2 separate regions of the Homo sapiens genome follow, and region 1 is linked to region 2. A link is an interaction called in ENCODE POLR2A ChIA-PET data of the cell type or tissue named here. Cell type or tissue: IMR-90. All regions are shown on one strand. Each heading gives the region's core, and the rest is flanking DNA. Links, peaks and the distances in the headings are about the cores only. Region 1 overlaps PTGES3L-AARSD1 (PTGES3L-AARSD1 readthrough). Region 2 overlaps CAVIN1 (caveolae associated protein 1).

Region 1 (7,876 bases), core at 3,185-7,184, 550 kb before region 2:
TTAATTTATTTTTTTATTGATAATTCTTGGGTGTTTCTCACAGAGGGGGATTTGGCAGGGTCATGGGACAATAGTGGAGGGAAGGTCAGCAGATAAACAAGTGAACAAAGGTCTCTGGTTTTCCTAGGCAGAGGACCCTGCGGCCTTCCGCAGTGTTTGTGTCCCTGATTACTTGAGATTAGGGAGTGGTGATGACTCTTAACGAGCATGCTGCCTTCAAGCATCTGTTTAACAAAGCACATCTTGCACCGCCCTTAACCCATTTAACCCTGAGTGGACACAGCACATGTTTCAGAGAGCACAGGGTTGGGGGTAAGGTCACAGATCAACAGGATCCCAAGGCAGAAGAATTTTTCTTAGTGCAGAACAAAATGAAAAGTCTCCCATGTCTACTTCTTTCTACACAGACACGGCAACCATCCGATTTCTCAATCTTTTCCCCACCTTTTCCGCCTTTCTATTCCACAAAGCCGCCATTGTCATCCTGGCCCGTTCTCAGTGAGCTGTTGGGCACACCTCCCAGACGGGGTGGTGGCCAGGCAGAGGGGCTCCTCACTTCCCAGTAGGGGCGGCCGGGCAGAGGCGCCCCTCACCTCCCGGACGGGGCGGCTGGCCGGGCAGGGGGCTGACCCCCCCCACTTCCCTCCCGGACGGGGCGGCTGGCCGGGCGGAGGGGCTCTTCACTTCCCAGTAGGGGCCGCCGGGCAGAGGCGCCCCTCACCTCCCGGACGGGGCGGCTGGCCGGGCGGGGGGCTGACCCCCCCACCTCCCTCCCGGACGGGGCGGCTGGCCGGGCGGGGGGCTGACCCCCCCCCACCTCCCTCCCGGATGGGGTGGCTGCTGGGCAGAGACGCTCCTCACTTCCCAGATGGGGTGGCTGCCGGGCGGAGAGGCTCCTCACTTCTCAGACGGGGTGGTTGCCAGGCAGAGGGTCTCCTCACTTCTCAGACGGGGCGGCCGGGCAGAGACGCTCCTCACCTCCCAGACGGGGTCGCGGCCGGGCAGAGGCGCTCCTCACATCCCAGATGGGGCAGCGGGGCAGAGGTGCTCCCCACATCTCAGACGATGGGTGGCCGGGCAGAGACGCTCATCACTTCCTAGATGTGATGGCGGCCGGGAAGAGGCGCTCCTCACTTCCTAGATGGGATGGCGGCCGGGCGGAGACGCTCCTCACTTTCCAGACTGGGCAGCCAGGCAGAGGGGCTCCTCACATCCCAGACGATGGGCGGCCAGGCAGAGACACTCCTCACTTCCCAGACGGGGTGGCGGCCGGGCAGAGGCTGCAATCTCAGCACTTTGGGAGGCCAAGGCAGGCGGCTGGGAGGTGTAGGTTGTAGCGAGCCGAGATCATGCCACTGCACTCCAGCCTGGGCACCATTGAGCACTGAGTGAACGAGACTCCGTCTGCAATCCCGGCACCTCGGGAGGCCGAGGCTGGCGGATCACTCGCGGTTAGGGGCTGGAGACCGGCCCAGCCAACACAGCGAAACCCCGTCTCCACCAAAACCAGTCAGGCGTGGCGGTGCGTGCCTGCAATCGCAGGCACTCGGCAGGCTGAGGCAGGAGAATCAGGCAGGGAGGTTGCAGTGAGCCGAGATGGCAGCAGTACAGTCCAGCTTCGGCTCCGCATGAGAGGGAGACCGTGGAAAGAGAGGGAGACCATGGGGAGGGGGAGGGGGAGGGGGAGAGGGAGAGGGAGAGAGAGAGGGCATAATGCCTATGTTGCTTTATGATACAATTATCTTTCCAGATGTGTTGTCTCCTCAGTCAATCGGCTCCTGGAGGGTGGGACTTCTTTTTTTTTTTTTTTTTTTTTTTGAGATGCAGTCTTGCTCTGTCACCCAGGCTGGGGTGCAGTGGCACGATCTTGGCTCACTGCGACCTCCGCCTCCCAGGCTCAAGCAATTCTCCTGCCTCAGCCTCCCGAGTAGCTGGGACTACAGGTGCCCGTCACCACGCCCGGATAATTTTTGTATTTTTACTAGAGACGAGGTTTCACCATATTGGCCAGGCTGGTCTCGAACTCCTGACCTTGTGATCCTCCTGCCTCGGCCTTCCAAAGTGCTGAGATTACAGGCATGAGCCACCACGCCTGGCCGGAGGGTAGGACTTCTGAGATTTTCAGACTCTATCATGCCTAGCTTTGTGTGTAGATTGGCAGGTTCCTGGTCAAAGGAGTGCAGTTGGGAGGACTAGGGACCTACTGACCCTCTTTTCCCCAGGCGTGCTCCCATGCATATGCCCACACTCTCCCACACACTCCTGCTCCTGCCCTCCTGGCCTGTGACTCTTGGTGCCTCTTCTTGCAGCCAGTGTGGCTGTCTGTGGACTTTGATAACTGGAGAGACTGGGAAGGGGATGAAGAGATGGAGCTGGCTCATGTGGAACATTATGCAGAGGTGAGAGACAACACCTACTGTGTTCTGCCCACTTGATCATTCTTTGTGTTTCTCTGCACACATGTCTCTGGAGGATTGTCACTGGGGCCAAGCAGAGATATGCAAGCTCTCTAGGCAGGTTACTCATTGATGCTGATATTCTTTACGTATTTTGTGCAATGTTTATTTAATAGGGATGAGAGGAAAGAATATTATTGAAATTATATACATTGATTCACTTATTCAGTGTAGAGCCTGTATTCTGAAGAAGTTTGACAAAACGTTTTTCCACTTTTCTGTAATTCTTGTTCTACTGTTTTCTGTGTGTGTGTGTGTGTGTGTGGTTTTCTGTCGCCTAGGCTGGAGTGCAATGGCGCGATCTCAGCTCACTGCAACCTCTGCCTCTGGGTTCAAGCAATTTTGTCTCATCCTCCTGAGTAGCTGGGATTACAGGTGCCCACCACCACTTCTGGATAATTTTTGTATTTTTTTAGTAGAGACGGAGTTTCACCATGTTGGCCAGGCTGGTCTCAAATTCCTGACCTCAGGTGATCCACCTGCCTCACCCTCCCAAGTGGTGGGATTACAGGCGTAAGTCACCATGCCTGGCCTGTGTGTGTGGTTTTCTTTTTGAGACAGAGTCTTGCTCTGTCTCCCAGGCTGGAGTGCAGTAGCTCCCTGCAACCTCCACTTCCCAGGTTCAAGTGATTCTTGTGCCTCAGCCACCTGAGTAGCTGGGATTACAGGCATGCGCCACCACCCCTGGCTAATTTTTTTTTGTATTTTTGGTAGAGATGGGGTTTCATCATGTTGGCCAGGCTGGTCTGGAACTCCTGGCCTCAAGTGATCTGTCTGTCTCAGCCTCCCAAAGTGCTCACATTACAAATGTGAGCCACCAAACCCGGCCTCTGTGTGTGTGTGTGTGTGTGTGTGTGTGTGTGTGTGTGTGTGCGCGTGTTAAGCCAGACAACTTCATGGGATGTTAAAACTAGCAGTATAAAAACTCACATCATAAATAATTGGCCCCCAGTAAATCACACACTGTCGTTATATTATTTGGTTTCAGTTATAAAAACACTAGCCGACTCCAATCTGGATTTGTGTTAAATTTTCTTTTAAGAAGGGGATCAATTTACTTTTCTCAAATTAATTCCAGTGATGTTTTAAAGATGGGAGCAGTTGCCTGACCAGTTCTGGCTGCAACCATTCTTCTATGGACCATCAATGTGCAGATTGTTCTTCCTTCACTCCCTTCTCCCTTGTGATTATTTTTTCTTCCCACTAGCTTTTGAAGAAGGTCAGCACCAAGAGACCTCCACCTGCCATGGATGATTTGGATGTAAGTAAAGCCTTCCCCTCAACCCTTCAGTTTCTTTGTAGCCCTTAAAAACAACCCACTAGAGAGCTCCTATCCCAGTTCCTAGCACACAGTAGTTCTCAGTGCCTGTTAACCAAATTTGAGTTTGACCCAAGAGGGCTAATATTCTTTTTTTGGGGGGTGGGGGAGGAGTTTCACTCTTTCGCCCAGGTTGGAGTGCAGTGGCCCGATCTTGGCTCACTGCAACCTCTGCCTCCTGGGTTCAAGAGATTCTCCTGCCTCAGACTCCTGAGTAGCTGGGAATATAGGTGCCTGCCACCACGCCCAGCTAATTTTTGTATTTTTAGTAGAGACAGGGTTTTGCCATGTTAGCCAGGCTGGTCTCGAACTCCTGGCCTGAGGTGATCCACCCGCCTCGGCCTCCCAAAGTATTGGGATTACAGGCGTGAGCCACCACGCCTGGCCCAAGAAGGCTAATATTCTTCTCCAGGCTTTAGAAAACCCTAGCAAGACCCTCCTGCTTTCCATCTACCCCTCTGTTTCTCCATCCTAGAGAAGACCTACCCCAGCTGTAAGGAGCAATAGCATTAATTAAAATTCTGAAACTAGGGTGGGTGTGGTGGCTCACGCCTGTAATCCCAGCACTTTGAGAGGCCAAGGCAGGTGGATCACTTGTGCTCAGCAGTTTGAGACCAGCCTGGGCAACAGGGCAAAACCCTGTCTCTACCAAAAGTACAAAAATTAGCCAGGCACAGTAGCCTATAATCCCAGCTACTCAAGTGGCTGAGGTGGGAGGATCGCTTGAGACTGTGAGGCAGAGGTTGCACTGAGCTGAGATCATGCCACTGCACTGCAGCTGGGTGATGAAGCAAGACCCTGTCTCAAAAAAAAAAAAAAAAAAAAAAAAAGTCCTGAAACTAATGATGTATGACAAAGTAGTGTTGGTTTACTTAACATCCAAAGTAAGTTAAAACCTTTCATATTAGCCCCCTAAGTTGGGTGGTTTAGGAAATCACAAAAAGAAACTTGGAGAACAGGAGAGAGGAAGCAGTATTTGTTAACACAAATGTTCCTGCTTTGCAGGGTCTACAGGTGCTTTGTCTTTTTTCCCCCCCGCCCCCAGGATGATTCTGACAGTGCTGATGATGCAACAAGTAATTAACTTTCTGTGACGCAAAGCTGGGAAGGCAGCTGTGGCTATTTTCCAGTTGTTCTAGAAAGCTAGCGCCTAGGCCTTTGTCAGCGCTTTGGCTGTGCACCAAGTTCTTCTGAGATCTCTGAACTTTCCTAGAAGCTCTTTATTAAGGGTCGTCCTTCAAGCTTGTCTTCCTCCTAGGCACTTGACTATGGCTCCACATCAGATGCAGGGTCGGGGAGGGGTAGACTGGTAGGGCTTCTGATTTCTTACTGATTGGTTTCTAATCTCTGTGTTTAGGCCACTTGATTATTTGAGTATGTGTGTGTATGTGGCAAAACAAAAGCCAAAGAAGAATGCAGATTATAGAAATCTCTACTATGTGTGCATATGGGGCAAAGCAAAAAGCCAAAGAAGAAACAGATTATAATAAATCTCTAGGAACTGTTCTCTGTCTGTTTCCTTCTTGTACTTATTCCTCCTGGTGGCAAGCCTCTTCTCCCTCTAGTAACCAAGCTGGGGTGCTTCCTCTTGCCCAGATTTGTGCTCTGATTTCTTACAGCTAATTCTGTCATCTCTAGAACCAGCCACTTCAGCTTCCTGCACACTCTAGAAATCTCTTTATACTTTTTTTTTTTTTTTCCGAGATGGAGTCTTGCTCTGTCGCCCAGGCTGGAGTGCAGTGGTGCAGTCTCTGTTCACTGCAACCTCCACCTTCTGGGTTCAAGCAATTCTCCTGCCTCAGCCTCCCAAGTAGATGGGACTACAGATGTGCACCACCAGGCCCAGCTAATTTTTGTATTTTTAGCAGAGATGGGGTTTCACCATGTTGGCCAGGCTGGTCTCGAACTCCTGACCTCAAGTAATCCACCCACCTCAGCCTCCCAAAGTGCTAGGATTACATGTATGAGCCACCACACCCGGCCCTCTTTATACTTTTAAAACTGATTGTTACTCTAGTTAATGTCTATGTTTATTTGTCCAACAGCTATTCTATTTGTCCATAAACTTTTTTGAGTGCCTAATATGTACAGTTGACTGTAACTTAAACAAAATAAATGCATTGCCTATAGACTTTGCTCTTGAACTCATGGTAAACTATTAGGATTTACTTTAAAAGTAAACTTTATTTATTTATTTATGTTTGAGATAGAGTCTTGCTTTGTTGCCCAGGCTGGAATACAGTGGTACATTCATTATTCATGGAGCCCTGACTTCCTGGGCTCAAGTAATCCTCCTGCCTCAGCCTCCTGGGTAGCTAGGACTACACTACAGCTGACTAAGTTAAAAAATATTTTTGTAGGCTAGGTGCGGTGGCTTATGCTTGTAATCCCAACACTTTGGGAGGCTGAGGTGGGTGGATCACCTGAGGTCAGGAGTTCGAGACCAGCCTGACCAACATGGAGAAACCCTGTCTCCACTAAAAATACAAAATTAGTCAGGCGTGGTGGCTCATGCCTGTAATCCCAGCTGCTTCAGAGGCTGAGGCAGGAGAATGGCTTGAATCCAGGAGGTGGAGGTTGCTGTGAGCCGAGATCACACCATTGCACTCCAGCCAGGGCAACAAGAGCGAAACTCCGTCTCGCTCTATAAAATATATATATATTATATATTAATTTTATATATAAAATATATATTATATATATTAATTTTATATATTATATATAAATTATATATTTAAAATATATAATATATAAATTATATATGATACATATTATATATATTTTATATATTATATATCTACATATATAAATACATATATATTTATATATTATATATTATATTATATATTATATAATATATATTTTATATATTATATTATATATTATATAATATATATTTTATATATTATATTATATATTATATAATATATATTTTATATATTATATTATATATTATATAATATATATTTTATATATTATATTATATATTATATAATATATATTTTATATATTATATTATATATTATATAATATATATTTTATATATTATATTATATATTATATAATATATATTTTATATATTATATTATATATTATATAATATATATTTTATATATATGTAAAGACCTTGTCTTTAGGACAAACTATTTTTTTGTAAAGATTTGCTTGTTGCCCAGGCTGCTCTCAAACTCCTGGCCTTAAGCCTCCTTCCTCGGCCTCCCAAAGTGCTGGGATTACAGGCCTGAGCCACCATCCCTGGCCCCATACTGCATTATAAATACTATAATACCTATAATTTATTTTATACTATGTAGTTCTAAGGTATAATTATATAACATACAAAACAATATATAACATGGAACATAAACATATAGTATATATTACTTACATGCAGTATGTTAAAACTTAATTAGCAGATGTGTTGTGTGTGTCTGTGTGTGTACACAACTGGAATCATACCATCCGCATCTTGCATTGTGCCCTTTTTCATTTAATATATATTGGAGATCTTTACAAGTCAGAACATATAGATCTAACTCATTTTTTTCATGGCTATATGGTATTCCATTGAATGTATTTTTCATAATTTCACAGGTTCTTTATTGAGGGACACGTAGGTCGTTAGTCTTTTACCATATTCTTTTTTTTTGAGACGAAGTCTCGCTCTTGTCCCCCAGGCTGGAATGCGACGGCGTGGTCTCAGCTCACTGCAACCTCCGCATCCCGGGTTCAAGCGATTCTCTTGCCTCGGCTCCCCTAGTAGCTGGGATTACAGGCGCCTGCCACCAGGCCCAGCTAATTTTTGTATTTTTAGTAGAGACGGGGTTTTACCACGTTGGCCAGGCTGGTCTAGAACTCCTGACCTCAGGTGATCCACCTGCCTCGGCCTCCCAAAGTGCCGGGATTACAGGCATGAGCCACCGCGTCCGGCAGTCTTTTACCATTTGCAAACAATATTGCAATCAACATTTAAAAATGTGGATCTTTACATATTTTTGCCAGGATATCTGTAGGGTACATTTCTAGAAGTAGAATTGCTAGGTCAAGGAGTAGATAAAATACATTTAAACATTTTGATAGCTGTTACCAAGTTGCTCTTTGA
Region 2 (4,000 bases), core at 1-4,000:
AGCAATCCACCTGCCTTGGCCTCCCAAAGTGCTAAGATTACAGGCATAAGCCACCACAACCAGCCTCCATTACAATCTTATGGGACCACGGTTGTGTATGCCGTCTGTTGACTGAAACGTTGCTATGCGGCTCATGACTAAAAATGTGTTCTGGAGCAGTTTTGAGGAGGCAAAGTCAGTGACCTACATATGGACCAGCAGCAAAGGCCCATCAGACCTGCTCCAAGTGCCTGGGGATAAGGGCCAGGAAGCATTTAAGGGATTAGGTGTCTCATGGGCATTAAAGGGTAGGGCACCAGGGCTGGAACGAGAGCCTGATGGCTTCTCCTCCCCAAATCGCAATCCAACCTGTACCTCTTTCCTGGATTCAACGCAAATTAGGGCTACCTTGCTCTAGAAGAACCCCAAACCTTTGTCCAAAAATATTCTCAACCCAGGGCTTTGGTCCCTTTCATCCCTAAAACCCAGCGGCCATGGAGAGTATGCATAGTACATCCCTTCCTCCCAAACTGAGTTTGGGTTGTTTTTCCTGGTCACTGGGTCCAAAGCAGGGAGGGTATTTTTAGGGGTATTCCCAAGACGAAAGGAAATCATGCTATCCCTGGGTTCCTCCCTCCCTTTTTTTTTTTTTTTTTTTTTTTTTGAGAAAGGATCTTAGCTCTGCAGCCCAGGCTGGAGTGGTGGTATCATAGCTCACTGCAGCCTCAAACTCCTAGGCTCAAGCAATCCTCCCATCTCACCATCTCAGCCTCCCAAGTAGCTGGTACTACAGGCACAAGCCACCATGCCCAGCTAATTTTTAAATTCCTTCCGGCCTTCTTTCCTTCTTCTTTTCTTCTTTTCTCTCTCTCTCTCTCTCTCTTCTTTCTTTGACAGAGTCTTGCTCTGTCACCCAGGCCGGAGTGCAGTAGCGTGATCTCAGCTCACTGTAACCTCCACCTCCTGGATTCAAGCAATTTTCATGCCTCACCGTCCTAAGTAGCTGGGATTACAGGCATGTGCCACCACACCTGGCTAATTTTTGTATTTTTAGCAGAGACGGGGTTTCACCATGTTGGCTAGGCTGGTCTCGAACTCCTGACCTCAGGTGATCCACCTGCCTCAGCCTCCCAAAGTGCTGGAATTACAGGTGGGAGCCACTGTGCTCAGCCTAAATGTTTTTTCTAGAGGGTCCCCACTGTTGCTTAGGCTGGTCTCGAATTCCTGGGCATAAGTGATACTCCTGCCTTGGCCGCCCAAAGTGCTGGGGTTACAGGCGTGAGCCACGCGGCCTTTTTATTTTTATTTTTCATATTGTAAAGATCAAAGTCAAAAGCATGAGGAGACAGCAAAGAGTGGGCAACTGATAGCAAGAGGGGAGGGGATATTATTGCTAAGCAACTAACCTCAGAAGTAGGAGTGGCTTGGGCCATTTTTTTTTGGAAATATAACATTGTGAATATTTCATCATTCTGTCATTAGCATTTTTTAAATTTTTCTTTTCTTTTTTTCTTTTTTTTTGTTTTTTGTTTTGTTTTGTTTTTCTGAGACAGGGTCTCACTCTGTTGCCCAGGCTGGAATGTAGTGGCAGCTGTCACGGCTCACTGCAGCCCCTGTCGTCCGGGCTCAAGCATTCCTCCTGCCTTAGGCCCCCAAGTAGCTAGGACTACAGACATGCACCACCACATCCAGCTAATTTTTGTATTTTTTGGTGGAGATGGGGTTTCTCCACATTGCCCAGGGTCTCCAATTCCTGAGCTCAAGCAATCCGTCTGCCTCAGCCTCCCAAAGTGCTGGGATTACAGGCGTGAGCCACCGCACCCGGCCTCATTATACACTTCTTGAGCTAGAAGACACTTTGCAAATAATCAACTTCAACTCCTTCATTTTGTGGTTTAGGAAGCTGAGGCCCAGAGAGGGGAAGTCACTAGCCTATTGTCACTCAAGTGATTGGGAGTCAAACTGGAGCCAGAACCCAGGTGTACCCTTCCGCTACACTCACTGCTCCCCACCCCCTCCTTCCGTTCTGGGCTCTGCAGCAGAAAGCTGAGTGAAGACTAGCCCTGACAAAGCTAGGGCTAGCTGTGGCTCCGACACTTGCTGAGGGAGTTAGTTGCACAGTCCTGGCCCTGGGGCTGCTTTGCGTGTGTATGGGTGTTTGTGTGTGTGGCGTTGGCTATGAGTGGCCAGCATTGGTGGCCATTGGCTGCTTAGCCTTGTAAGTGCTGAAGTAGAGGCAATGTGTGGTCACCTGGCCTGGTGACAGTGGGAGGGGAGAGGTGTAGGGGAGGGGAGGGGTGTAGGGGAGAAAAGTGGGGGAAAGGAGGGGTGTTGGGGAGGGGAGGGGCGTAGGGGAGGAGTGGAGCTCCTGGTCAGCCGTGGTGTGCCCTGGCAGGGACTCCACACATACCTAGGAGAGGGACATGTTGTTTCCCTTTCTCTTCAGCCTCTCTGCCACTCCCACCTCCTCCTTGTACCCTGCAGGGGAGGTTGGGACCTGCTGCTTTGTTTTTTTGAGACTACAGGCTTTATCAAATACTGCTATTGCCTGAGTCCAATAGTGCCGCCAAGTGTCCCTCTCGCCTGGCATCTGATTGCTCAAAGCAAGAAGCCTATAGTCTTCCACAACTCAGCCCCTCAGGAGAGAGAGTTGGGGGCTGCCGCAGAGGTCCAGAGGTCCCAGGACATAGGCTCACCTGTCATAAAAATAGCTTGGTTTTGCCAGGCACAGTGATGTGTGCCTGTAGTCCCAGCTACTCAATAAGTTGAGGCAGGAAGATTGCTTGAGACTAGGAGTTTGAAGCCAGGTTGGACAGCATAGAGAGACTCTATCTTAAAAAAAAAAATAGAGCTTGGTTTTGGATCCTGATTTCTCTGTGCATTTTAGTGTATGATATCTTAAGTGGTAGCAAGAGGGAGGGGTGGCAAGGGAGACAGAAGGTGGGGACGTGGCCAAAGGGAAATTGCCAGGATGTCCCTCTTCCATGCCTATCCCTCTCCTCATTTGGGGTAGCATCCTGTGTCCACCCTACCCCAGGGAAGAATGAAAACAGATTAATCTGGGCACACTGGCTCATGCCTGTAATCCCAGCACTTTGGGAGGCTGAGGTGGGTGGACCACTTGAGGTCAGGAGTTCAAGACCAGCCTGGCCAACATGGCGAAACTCCGTCTCTACCAAAAATACAAAAAAAATTAGCCGGGCATGGTGGCACACACCTGTAATCCCAGCTACTAGGGAGGCTGAGGCAGGAGAATCACTTGAACTCAGGAGGCAGAGGTTGCAGTGAGCCAAGATCACGCCACTATACTCCACAGCCTGGGTGACAGAGCAAGACTCCGTCTAAAAAAAAACAACAACCACAAAACTGGGATTGGCAGAGTCTGACTCTGAAGACAGTGAAGTTGTGTGCCTTTGTATTTACTCATCTGAGCCTCCCCAGTTATAATCCAACAACTAGCCCCTTAGAAAACTCCTTATCCACCCCTAGTAGCCTCCATAGTCTTCCTATGATTATGGCTGGGGAAGGATTGGAGATGGAAGCCCAAGAATGGGACTGGGGAATATTGTAGAGGGAGGAAGGGAGGGGCTCAATTGAAGCTGTGTTTATTAATTCTTGGGCTTGAGTTTGCCCCACCCCTTTTGGCCCCAGGGACCTCTTTTTTTTTTTTTTTTTTTTTTTTTTTTTTTTTCCCTTTTTGAGACAGACTTTTGCTCTGTCGCCCAGGCTAGAGTGAAGTGGCTGGACCTCAGCTCACTGCAAACTTCACCTCCCTGGTTCAAGTGATTCTCCTGCCTCAGCCTCCCGAGTAGCTGAAATTTCAGGCATGTGCCAACAGGCCCCACTAACAGTATTTTTTGCAGAGACCTGGGCAATGTTGCTGAGGCTGGTCTTGAACTCCTGGGCTCAAGGGATCCACCCACCTTGGCCTCCAAAGTGCTGGGATTACAGGGATTATAGGCGTGAGCCACTGTGCCCAGCTCCCAGGGCCCTCTTGATGAAGCATTTAAAATGAGTTTCT

The links. ChIA-PET counts read pairs that join two places held together with the same protein. Peaks named below come from ENCODE experiments on the same cell type or tissue, not always from the same donor. Only the 100,000 strongest peaks of a DNase experiment are listed, where the experiment ranks them.
Region 1: POLR2A ChIA-PET joins it to region 2 with 8 read pairs; 1 of 35 experiments calls an interaction of 5 or more read pairs at or near these places.

What each region holds. Positions count from the first base shown.
Region 1 is chr17:42,966,130-42,974,005 of GRCh38, reverse strand. PTGES3L-AARSD1 (PTGES3L-AARSD1 readthrough) reads left to right here. Exons shown (of 17, transcript NM_001136042.2): 5 at 2,310-2,399; 6 at 3,664-3,717. PTGES3L (prostaglandin E synthase 3 like) reads left to right here. Exons shown (of 7, transcript NM_001261430.2): 5 at 2,310-2,399; 6 at 3,664-3,717; 7 at 4,820-5,903. The coding sequence ends at 4,858. Among named protein-coding and RNA genes, the nearest start is that of AARSD1, 5.6 kb to the right of the region's middle. RefSeq lists an enhancer at 811-1,377 and a silencer at 4,447-4,647. In IMR-90, for the core only: no CTCF peak of the experiment used is centred there; DNase peaks (open chromatin) are centred at 4,525 and 4,895.
Region 2 is chr17:42,413,237-42,417,236 of GRCh38, reverse strand. The region is part of intron 1 of CAVIN1 (caveolae associated protein 1); the gene reads left to right. Among named protein-coding and RNA genes, the nearest start is that of CAVIN1, 8.0 kb to the left of the region's middle. In IMR-90, for the core only: no CTCF peak of the experiment used is centred there; no DNase peak of the experiment used is centred there; H3K27ac peaks cover 818 bases.